Linked DNA regions of Homo sapiens: region 1 is linked to region 2. Evidence: read pairs that join two places in POLR2A ChIA-PET (ENCODE). Cell type or tissue: OCI-LY7. All regions are shown on one strand. Links, peaks and the distances in the headings refer to the core of each region. The heading gives the core; the rest is flanking DNA.

Region 1 (5,374 bases), core at 309-5,308, 1.4 Mb before region 2:
ATTTAAATCAAATGAGGGTATCATACTCCCTCACTTTCCTGCGCCATCTCAGCTGCCAAATGTGCGTCTCCTGCCTTGGAGCCTCCCTCTGAGCTCTGCACCTGATGCTTACCCTCTTCCCTTCTGGAGGCTGGTGGGCTCCTTACATCAGCAGTTCCAACTGGGAGCTGTCACCTCCCGTGGCCTCTGTCCCCTGTGGTTTGTGACTCTGCAGAGGATACCCATCCATCATGGCTCAGGATAGAAAGTCGGGCCTTTCTTCTGTCTCCTGCATTCCTAGCATCCTAAAGATTTTATCTCTACACTTTTCTTAACTCTAGTCCTTTCCCACTCCACTCCAACTACTGTTCACTCTCTTATCACCTCCCAGCGGCTCTTTTAAAAAAATAAATTTAAGGGGTGCAGGTGCAGTTTTGTTACATGGATATATTGCATGGTGGTGAAGTCCAAATTTTTAGGGTGTTCATTACCCTAATGTACAGTAATGTACATTGTGCCCATTAAGTAATATCTCATCCCCTATCCTCCTCCCCCATGCCACCTTCTGAGTCTCCAATGTCTATCCTTCTACACTCCATGTGTACACATTATTTAGCTCCCACTTTTAAGTGAGAACCTGCAGTATTTGACTTTCTGTTTCTAAGTTGTGTCACTTAGGATAGTGGCCTCCAGTTCCACCCATGTTGCTGATATGATTTCTTTCTTTTTAATAGCTGTATAGTATTCTATTGAATACACGCATACACACACACACACACCCCCCCCACACACATATATATATACCACATTTTCTTTATCCAGTCATCCATTTATGGATACTTAGGTCGATTCTATGAGATACCTGCCCTTGTATGGTTATTGCACCACTATTCACAATAGCAAAGATGTAGAATCAATCCTAGCAGTTCTTTTATTCTCCAATAAAGTCCTCTCAAACTCACTCTTCCTGAGATATGTATTTTCAATGCACATCTGATTCTATGGCCCTTTCTCCCTGCTTAGAGCTCTGCTAGGGTCACCCTGCACCAGTCCCATTCCTTAGCAAAATTTAGAAAGTCCTTCCCCACTTTGACCATGCCTTTCTCTGTGTCCTTGTCTCTTTCAACTTCAGCAACACCGAACAGCTTTCATCCCTCAGCTCAGACTGTACACCAGGCAGACTCGCACCTTTACCTCCTTAATTCATTCATGTCCTTGATGACTCATATCAGGTTTCAGCTCCTTCAGAGACTGCAGATTCCTCAAACCCCATCCCCATTCCAGGGGTTGGGGGCAGTCCCATTTCCCCATGGCTACAGCTTCCCTGGCTCTGCACTTCACTTTTGCACTCACCAAGTCTTGCATAAAATATCAGTTGGGTTTCTCTATCACCCATTGGACTGTGGACCCTTTGGGCTCAATCTCTGTCTACCCCAGCACCAACTTCAGTTCATGGTACTGTCAGTGTTGAAAAAGTGTCCAATAAATAAATAATTAATTAATTTTCTCCCTCAACAACAAACTGCACTCATAGCTCCACAGTCTTACAACTGGAGGAAAACTTCCCCCACCCCCACTTCACAGATGTAGAAACTGAGACCCAGAGAGGGGAAAGCTGTGTAGTGCCAAGCCAAGCCTGCATGAGCCCAGGACCCCAACACTGGTGCAGAACGCCTCTCCTAGCAACAGCACTCCTTTCCCTCCCGCTCTTCTCTGTTGATACTCACCCCGTCCAACCGGAAGTAGTGCTCATAAAACCCTAGCTTACTCTCAATCAGCTTCATTTGTACCAAGAATCGACCTCAGATAAAAGCAGAAACTTGGCTTATTGAGCTTGAAACTACAGTCAGAAAATGTCTACAGCTTTTTGAGACCCTTGCTGTCAGTGACTTCCAGAAGCCAGGACGTTAATTTGAAGCCCACTCAACTCTAAAACCTCATTCCACCCATTCTTATCAAATTCCAATTCTGTTACCTATGGGGGCAGAATTTGACTTACCCACTAGACTATAGGATCCTGGGGATCCCGTTTATCTACCTATCACCACCCCCCTACCTCGAGGCAAAAACCAAGCATACAGTAGGTACTCAGGAAATAGTGGATGAAAGAATTTAGTTCTGACCCTAAGAACAGAGGCAGATTAATGCCTCTAGCAGGCAGGAAGCACCAACCATGCAGCGCTTGGGTGCCTGCCACTGGCTAAGCCTTTAAATTCCATCTCATTTACTCCTCACCATCATCACAGGAAGGAGTCGCTGTTCCCATTTTAGAACTACAGAGACTGAGGCTGAAGGAGGCTGTGTAACCTGCCTAAGACCACCCAGCCATGATCATCAGAGAAAGAATTCAAGCTGAGATCTACTTGACCCCAAACCCTAAATTCTTACCCACCATGTGCTGATATAGTTACAGGTAAACCTGTGCTCCCTTTGCCCACGATTTGTCATTTCCAGGTGTCTCCTGGAGGAATGAGACCACATCATATTCAACCTCATGAGCTTATTTCTGTCAATCTGTGATTTAAAAAAATAAACCAAAAAACCCTGGAAGACAAGAAAGAGACATACCTGAAGCCAATGTGTGAGTTACCCAAGAGGGCAAGGGAGTTGAAGCCCAGGGATGGTGGCTGCAGAGATTTGGATTCCACTTGATTAAGACAAGTTCTTTTTCTCTTATTCTGTTTTTTTTTTTTTCCTTTTGTCGTGGCTGCACTATTGGCTTGTGCTGTCTAAAGAGAAAATAGTTAATTGGTTTATTTAGCCAACTATAGATGTATTCAGTATTATTCTTCATCGTGTGAATTATATTAAATAGTTTATTTACCCCCATGCAATCCATTCAGTTCATTTAATTTAATTTCATAGTTATAATATGGGGAACAAACTAACTAGATTTTTCCCTTTGGGATGGAAATGGGCAAATATTTTGGTTCTGAATTAACAAGCAGCAAAGCTGATATTTATAATAAATCATCCATTGTTAGCCATCCTGATAATTATTCTGTGAATGGTCTAAAACAGACATGGGCATGTAATAGACACATTGTTGGCTTTTACTGCAGTTTAGTTCTTTGTGTTAATGAACAATCTAAACTGAAAACTCAGAGATGATTCCAGAGCAAATAGGTTTGTTTCACAGACATGAATTGAACACCTACTCTGCTCCTGGCAAGGTGAAACAGCCACAAACACATCACACCAACCCCTGCTGAAAACGTGTCTGCGTTTCCTGTCTCCAACAGGAAGATGTCCCAGTCCCTGCAGGACCTCCCCTGACTTGGCCCCACTGGCTTCTCACTCTCAACTCCTCCCCCTTCCTTCCTGCTCCCCACTTGCCCCCAACTTGCTATAAGCTTTTGCAATGCTAAACCACGTGTAGTTGCATAAACATGCCAAGCAGCACAGTGATTATAGGTCTTTGCCTCCTCTGTCCCCTCTCCCTCCTTCTTCCAGCTCTCCCTGGTGAACTCTGACTCATTATTCAAGACTCAGTTTACTTTGCACCCCCTTCTGGGCAGGCTGCCCTAAAACATCACTGGTAGAGTTGATACCATCCTCCGTCGTGGGGTCCATTAAGTATGGCAAGCATCACACCCTAATGCAAGTGGCCTTATTGCCCACGCTAAGTGTGTGGCTTTGGCCATCCCCAGATCAGGGAATGAGCCTTCCCCTACCTCATACTCGCTCGCTCGCCTGCAACTCTCACATCCCTGAAATTGGGCTGATAATAATACCTTCCTCGTAGAGTTGTTTGTTTTGAGGATTAATTGAGGTTACAGTGTGTGAAGGACTAAATGGCAATGTGTGTAATAGTAAACCTCCAATAAATATTAATTATCACTATCTGTTTATATATCACACTGAGTTATGAATTGCTGGAGAATCAAGACTTTGTCCTTTTTTTAATCTCGGGATTCCCAGTGAATAGCACAATGCTTTGAAGATATTTTTTTCTTCCATAAATGCATATTTCATGATTTATGAAGAAGGTTAGAGAATTTCAGATGACAAATAAGGTGCAGCTGGTCAATGGAAAAGGGGAGGAGAAAAGGAAGAAAAGCTTTGTTATTTGAGGAGCACCAAAAATTGCAGAAAAGAGCTCCTTGACTTTTGGTAGATTCTGGAACCTGTCGGAGAGGACTGGCCAGGAATTAGGAAAATGGGTTGATTAGGGGAGCATAGGGAAAGCCTGCTGCCTGCAACTTATATCAGTCAGGAAGCTTTTGAGCAGACGTGCAAATTCCCACTGGAAAAAAAGTGCAAATCCCTGGAGTTACACAGTCTTTTAATCCCTCATCGTCTAATACTCTCCTGAGCAGTCCTTTTCAGGAAAAGGAGCAGACTCCTAAGACAGAGTCTAGGAGATGTTTTCTTTGAATGAGGGGAGCAGATCCAGAAAGAAAGGAAATTCAAAGCCTGATAGCTCTGTGTCTGCATCTCAGCTCTGTCTGTTACAAGGTGTGTCATCTGGGGCTGTTCACCACCTTCCCTGGGCTAATCCCTCACCTGTGAAATGGGGAGGGCAGCAGGAATGTGAAGGTGAGGAGGAGTGGATGGTGGGAAAGAGTCCTGGAGGGAAGAAGAGAATAAGCAGAAATGGCCGGGGTAGGGGGTGTGGTTCTTCCACCCTGGCCCTGCACACACAGTGCTGCGATACTGGCTCTCCAGGCATCACGCTTAGAGCTGCATATCAATTAGTCACAGGCCTTAAAGCTGAATGTAATTAATTCTATAATGCACTGCTGTTCCTGCTACATTCCAGTAAAATCACATCATGAAATTGGGGCATGATGAAGGATTTCTCACAAAGGGAAGGCAAATCTGAGTCAACCCTCCATACGTCCTTCATGTCAGGGTGGGATCCAGGACTGTCGAGCCAAGTGCCGGCCTGTGGGTGTCCTGCTGTGTGCACGAGAAAACAGGGCATCCTTAGCCACATCCCCACACCCCACTGTTCCCAGAGAATGCACACAGGGCAGAGGAAAAAAAATGGTAAGAGGCCAATGAGTGCCTAACAACTTGTCCCATTCCTCCTCAAAGTCCCATCCAATTATTTTTGCCTGCAGATATTGGGAAATATAATTTTAATAACTTTGTTATTGTGATAAAATATGCATAGTAGAAATTTACCATTTTAGTTATATTTAAATGTACAGTTCAGTGGCATTAAGTATATTCACAATGTTGTACAACCATCACTGTTACCCATCTCCAGAACTTTTTTACCATCCCAAACTGAAACTCCATGCCCATGAAATACTAAGTCCCACTGTCCCCCTTCCCCAGGCCCTGGGGACCACTATTCTACTTTCTGGTTCTATTAATTTGACTACACTAGGTACTGCATATAAGTAGAATCATACAGTGTTTGCCCTCTTGTACCTGGCTTATTTCA
Region 2 (5,374 bases), core at 133-5,132:
TCTGCCACCAATTCTTGTATGGCCTTGGCCAGGTGACGGTAAAGATAGTGGCCAGACCAAGCTTAGCCCAGTTCACAGACTCCATTCTCGCTTAGACACTTGCTCGCTTGGTGATAGGAATGGCACCTGTGAGGAAAGCAGGGCCTTGTAACAAGAGGGAAAGGTGTGCCGGGGATGGCCCAGTCTCACTGTAAAATGAGGGGACCCTCTGGAAAGAGGGAAAGGAGCCAGCCAGAAAGATGGCAGAGCAGGGAGGAGGCCTTAGAAGAACTTGGGACTCTGCCCAGCTCAGACCAGGTGGCTGTCGTTTGTTGGCCAGAAATTCCATCAAGCATCACTGAGCAAGTGCTGGATCCTTTGTCTCTGGCACCCCTGACATCTCCGGTTCTATCTTTTCAGGAGCCCCAGGGAGACTTCCCATAGAGACTAACTGGAAACTGAGCCCATCCCTTCCATCCCAGAGGAGCTGGGGGCTGGTCTCCCAGAGCCTCATAAATGTTCAGGGGTGGCCAAGAGGAAGGCCTTCTTCAGGAGGAGGGGTCAGTAGTTCCTCGCCTTGTCTGCCTGCCTTTGGCTGTATAAATTAATGCATTACCTCAGACAGGAGCCACACCGCTCCCTGCCTACCCCGCGCCCACCATACCTCGCGGAGGATGGATCGCAGAGCAGGGATTCTCCTCCGTAGGGTCTCTTAGACATTTATTTGTTTAGAGGTAGTGCATGATTTGGAAATTCAGAGAGAGGAATATAAGCCCACAATCCCGAGATAGCCACTGTGAACATTTTAGTATATTTCCTCCTTTGTCCTTTAGAGTTGTAGAAATTTGGAGCTGATGATCCTTGGTTCCACGCTTCTCACTTTATAGAAAATGGAAGTCCAGAGAGGAGAGAGACTCCCACACACCTAACTTACTGGCAGAGCTCCAGCACAGTTCACTCTGAAGGGGATTCGTACAATCCAGAACCGTCCAGGAGAGCACAGCCAAGGCGGAAAGGGACTGGAAGACAGGACGGGGACCAAGGGAGGCCTGGAGGGGAGTGCACCAGGGCTGCCAGGCCAGCACAGAGAGACGGTCTTTGTGGTCCTGACAGACCACTGGGGGCAGTCCTGGCAAGACAGATTTCACCCTTTGGGAAGAAGACTTTGCCAGTGAGAACCACCCACCCCAGCTAGGGCCTCGCACTTGAGGTCAGACCGGGTGGCTCCTAAGGCTCTCTGTACAGCCCTGAGAACCTGTCCAGCTCCTGGGATACCTCTCCCGGTGCCACGTGGATGGGCATTGAGGCAGCAAGGCCATTGGGTGCTGGCAATGTGCCACACTCCTGCCCAAGAAGGGGCTCCGCCAGGGGGCTCCGAGCCGCAGCTTCTCACACTCGCACCAGGGCTGGGCTCCCCTTCTTGCTCTCCCTGTCTCTGTGCCCCGCTTGACCCTTCTTCCTCCATGTGTCCTATCCCCCTGCAGTCTTGGTGACTCTGTGGAGGGCTTTAGAGTCCTCTCTTTTGGGGTTGAAGCCTGGCTTAACTGTTGACTGTTCAGAGGCCACAAAGATGCTACTTCAGTTTTCCAACTCTCCAGCTTTCTTACGGGTAGAGTGGAGCTCACAGCAGGATTCCTAGGACGAGGGAGGCTAAACGAGGTGGTGTCTGAGTCTCTGGCACAGGATCTAGTACGTAGTGTAATACACACTCAATAAACTTGAGTTCTCTCCTTACCCCAACTCATTGTATTTTCTAAGTGCCACTGCCACTGGTGGCCTATGGTGTGTCACTCACTGATAGCTCGTGAGGCCCAGTCCTCAGCTCAGCCACTGTTTCCTGCTCTGGGAGCTTATAAGCCATTAGACTTCTGCTATTTTCTCTAAGACTGTGTCACTCGCTCTAGGCTCGCCCAGTGGCTGGAGATGCTCAGTTTGCCTGGGGCCAGTCATCCACGTACTTAACAAATATGTATTGCATTGACTATAGGTCAAAAACTATGGTAAGTACTGGGAATACAGAGGTGAGCAAAACAGTTATGTCCATGGAGTTAAAGTCAGGCTGTTCTGTTGGCCACGCTCTTCCTCCTGCCCTTCCTGGTATGTGCAAGCATATGTCATGGATCCTGGTGAACTCGGACTCACATTCAGAGTCCCATGAGCAGGTGCTCTCCTACACCTGGGCCACGCCTGACCGCCCGAGTCTCAGCAGGCTATGAGGAAGTGGGAGGGGAGGAGTGTCACCTGCATCTGGCTCATTCTCCGTGAAGCCCATAATGCGTGCCCAGATTTTCCCTCTTCTGTGCTCTCCCTACCCCTTTCCACTACACTAGGACAGCTTTCTTGAAGATGGCAGTACCTTGCTTTGGAATCCTTTGTCAAATCCTTATGTCAGAGAGAGATGCTATAAAAGCCTTTTGAAAAGGTACAATACAAGGACCATGTATAAGCTCATCTCCTCCTTGGAGCAGCCTGTGAAGGGCACATGGCAATTCTTCATGTCCCTGCTTGCAGAATAGCAGCAAAGGGGAGTGACCGCCAAACGCCTGTAGTGTGTCCCAGGTAGAGATGCTGCCAGACGGGAGCCCGCCTCTTGCAGTGCTCACTCTCCCCAGTGAGAAGGGACTCGGACCTCCTGGCCCCACTCCCCATCAGTCATATAGACTCTGCCCTGAGTCTGTCAGCTCCTGTCCCCTGTGGCTGGCCCCCTCACCCCACCTCACCACCCCTCCCTTTCAGGAGGGCTCATGGCTGAGTCTGGCCCAGCCTTCCCTCCCCTCTTGTGTGTTTCTCCCCAGCTCATGGCTCCTAAGAGTAAAAGGGCTCCTCTGACTCACCACTGTGTTTGGGAGGAGTGGGTGTTTGATGGAACTTAGACTCGAAGCTGGAAAGTGGGCCTCCAAGACAGCAAGAAGTCAGCTCCTTCCCAAGAATCATCACAGTCCAGCGGGCCCTGGAGCAGGCCAGCCTGGACTTGAGCCTTGGCTGGGTCTCAGCCTCTGTCCTCCTGCAGCTCTTTGTGTTCAGAGAAGAGGTCAGCCAGGGAACCTATGGCCCGTCCTGCTACCAGTGGTGAGCCCTGCCACCAAGGGCTGGACCCACATGACACCATGAATGCCCAGCCACCCTGCTCTTGTTTGATGTTGGACCTGAAATTTCCCTTTCTCTTTTTCATTTGTCTGTGGCATGATGGGTTCTTTTATTTTTCCTTTTTTAATTTTTGAATTTCTTCTCATGCTTGTTTCCTATCTCATCCTCTTTATTTTGACTTGACAAAATTTGTCTGAGATGAATGAGAAGAGGGTGAGAGTTTTCTTAGTTGGAGTCCCAGGTGAATGGGCCAGGCCCCTGCCTCGGCAAAATCAGCTCCCAGACTCAACAAGCTTGGGACACTGGGGCCAGCGTCACAAACCCTGTGGCTCTGGGCAAGTCCCCTCACCCCTGAGAACCACCACCACTCATCCCGTATACTTCAGGGGGCCGTGGTGGAACCAGCTGGGCAGTGAGTGCACGCAGCCTGTGGAGAAGAAAGCGCTCCACCGAGGGGACCACACCAGCAAGGCTTGGGGGGCAGAGGGCCACTTAAGCCAGCACATAGGCAGGTTCCCGTCCAACTCAGCAGAAAGATCAACAGTGTGCTTTCAACAGTAATGCGAACAAATATTTCCAGCACTTTATGGATTACCATGTGGTTTTTACTCCTAGAGTTTGTTTATTCCTCACCGCAGCTTGGTGAGGTACCACTGTTAGCGTTAGTGTATTAGGACTCCCATTTTACAGATGAGGGCACAGCAGCTTGCCTAGGGGTGCATGACTAGGCAGATGTGAGGCAGAACTTAGGCCAGGTCCTCTCGTGCCCACTGCCTGCCCAGGTTAGTACCTCATGGGAACAAGACAATTAAGATGTGATCCGCAGACCATCGTTGCCATACATTCACTGTACAAAGGAGGGCACCTCATGGCCACAGAAGGTGACTCTGCGCTCTGCCACTGTGTGCAGAGCCACAGGGTCCTCTAGCAGAAAGGCATCTGAAACTCACAGCCCTGAGAAAAAGGCTGGGTCAGCAGCTCTGTGACTTTAGTTTGTCCCTAAGGCCTCTGGTCAGCAGAGGGTACCTGGTGCTGGCAGGGCATCGTTACACTGCTGCATCCTCTCTGGACAAGCATGAACTTGGGGGACCCCTTCTAATCCCTATATCTCCGTGGCTCACCTCCTAGGTTTTTCTTTTCACTCAAGTCAGTTCAGCATGACTCCTTCACCTGAACTTTTCCCCAAGGGTGAGTGAGCTTGAGCCCCCTCTCCCCTTCCTGACTTAGTTCAGTGGAATATGAACTAAGTGTCTGATGCGAGCCAGGCTATGAGCGTGGAGTGCGGAGTGAGACGTGCTCTCTGCCTGCAAGAAGCCCAGGGTCTAGTACAGAAAAGAAGGCAGCTCCCAAATTACTGGAATATGGGTGAGAAAGCTGTCAGTTTTTAAGAGAGGCGCATGGGCACCGGTTGGTGAGAAGGAGCATGAGGACCTGGGGAGGGCTTCATGGAAGAGGTGACCACTGAGCTGGGCCTGGAAGCCTTGCTTGGTGGAGACGGCAGGAAAAGGTGACCCACATGGGTTGAGTAGCGCACAAAACACAGAGAGACAGGAAGCATGGTGGGGCCGGGCCCAGTGTCCAGGTGCAGGAGGTCAGCTATGGAGGACTGTCGGGGAGGCGCAGCCACAAGGTGGCCTGGGGCCTAGGCTGAAACCTTGAATCTTATTCAATGGAGCCTGGACCCAACCCTGTGCAGGTCATGTCTGTGTTTCCCAGACATCACTTAGGCCACACTGTCAGAATGAGAGAGAGTGGAGGTGAGGGTCCAAGAGAGAGACGCCAAGGCTGCCAGGTGGCAGCAGAGAAGCAGGGTGTTTTGTGGGGCAGCCGACACAGCACCAACAAGACTCCGTTACCTAACGAGCCGTGGGAGGCAGAGAGGGAAGAGCTGGGACTCCCACCATCCCCATCGCCCTGACTCCTGTGGAATCCAAGCTCAGCTCGGGCGACGAGAGGTGGCTCCAAGGTGCTCATCTGCAGCACGGGACAGGTGCCACATCCTCCGCCTTGGCTTCTGCCTGCATCACGCAGGGAAGTCATGTGTAGTGCCTCACCACTAGACACGAGGGAGTCTGATTACTAGCAGCCAGGAGCCTTCCTTAGCTACTCCTCCCACTGAACAAGCACCTGCCAAGGGGCTGCTGCTTGGAGCTTCCCAAGGGCCACCAGCAGTCTGCAGCAATGACCTTCCCTGTCCCTCCCCCCGACTGCCACGGGGAAGCTGTGCCGGGGGACGGAGGAGGCCAGGAGTAAGGGGGCGATGGGAACCTCAGGTCTGTCACAGTTACCCTGGGTGACATTGGACAGA

The links. ChIA-PET counts read pairs that join two places held together with the same protein. Peaks named below come from ENCODE experiments on the same cell type or tissue, not always from the same donor. Only the 100,000 strongest peaks of a DNase experiment are listed, where the experiment ranks them.
Region 1: POLR2A ChIA-PET joins it to region 2 with 5 read pairs; 1 of 35 experiments calls an interaction of 5 or more read pairs at or near these places.

Annotation. Positions count from the first base shown.
Region 1 is chr14:98,701,389-98,706,762 of GRCh38, forward strand. No RefSeq gene overlaps it. Among named protein-coding and RNA genes, the nearest start is that of LINC02914, 7.5 kb to the right of the region's middle. In OCI-LY7, for the core only: no CTCF peak of the experiment used is centred there; a DNase peak (open chromatin) is centred at 3,253.
Region 2 is chr14:100,116,021-100,121,394 of GRCh38, forward strand. The region is part of intron 3 of EVL (Enah/Vasp-like); the gene reads left to right. Among named protein-coding and RNA genes, the nearest start is that of MIR342, 9.1 kb to the left of the region's middle. In OCI-LY7, for the core only: no CTCF peak of the experiment used is centred there; DNase peaks (open chromatin) are centred at 1,831 and 2,161; H3K27ac peaks cover 695 bases.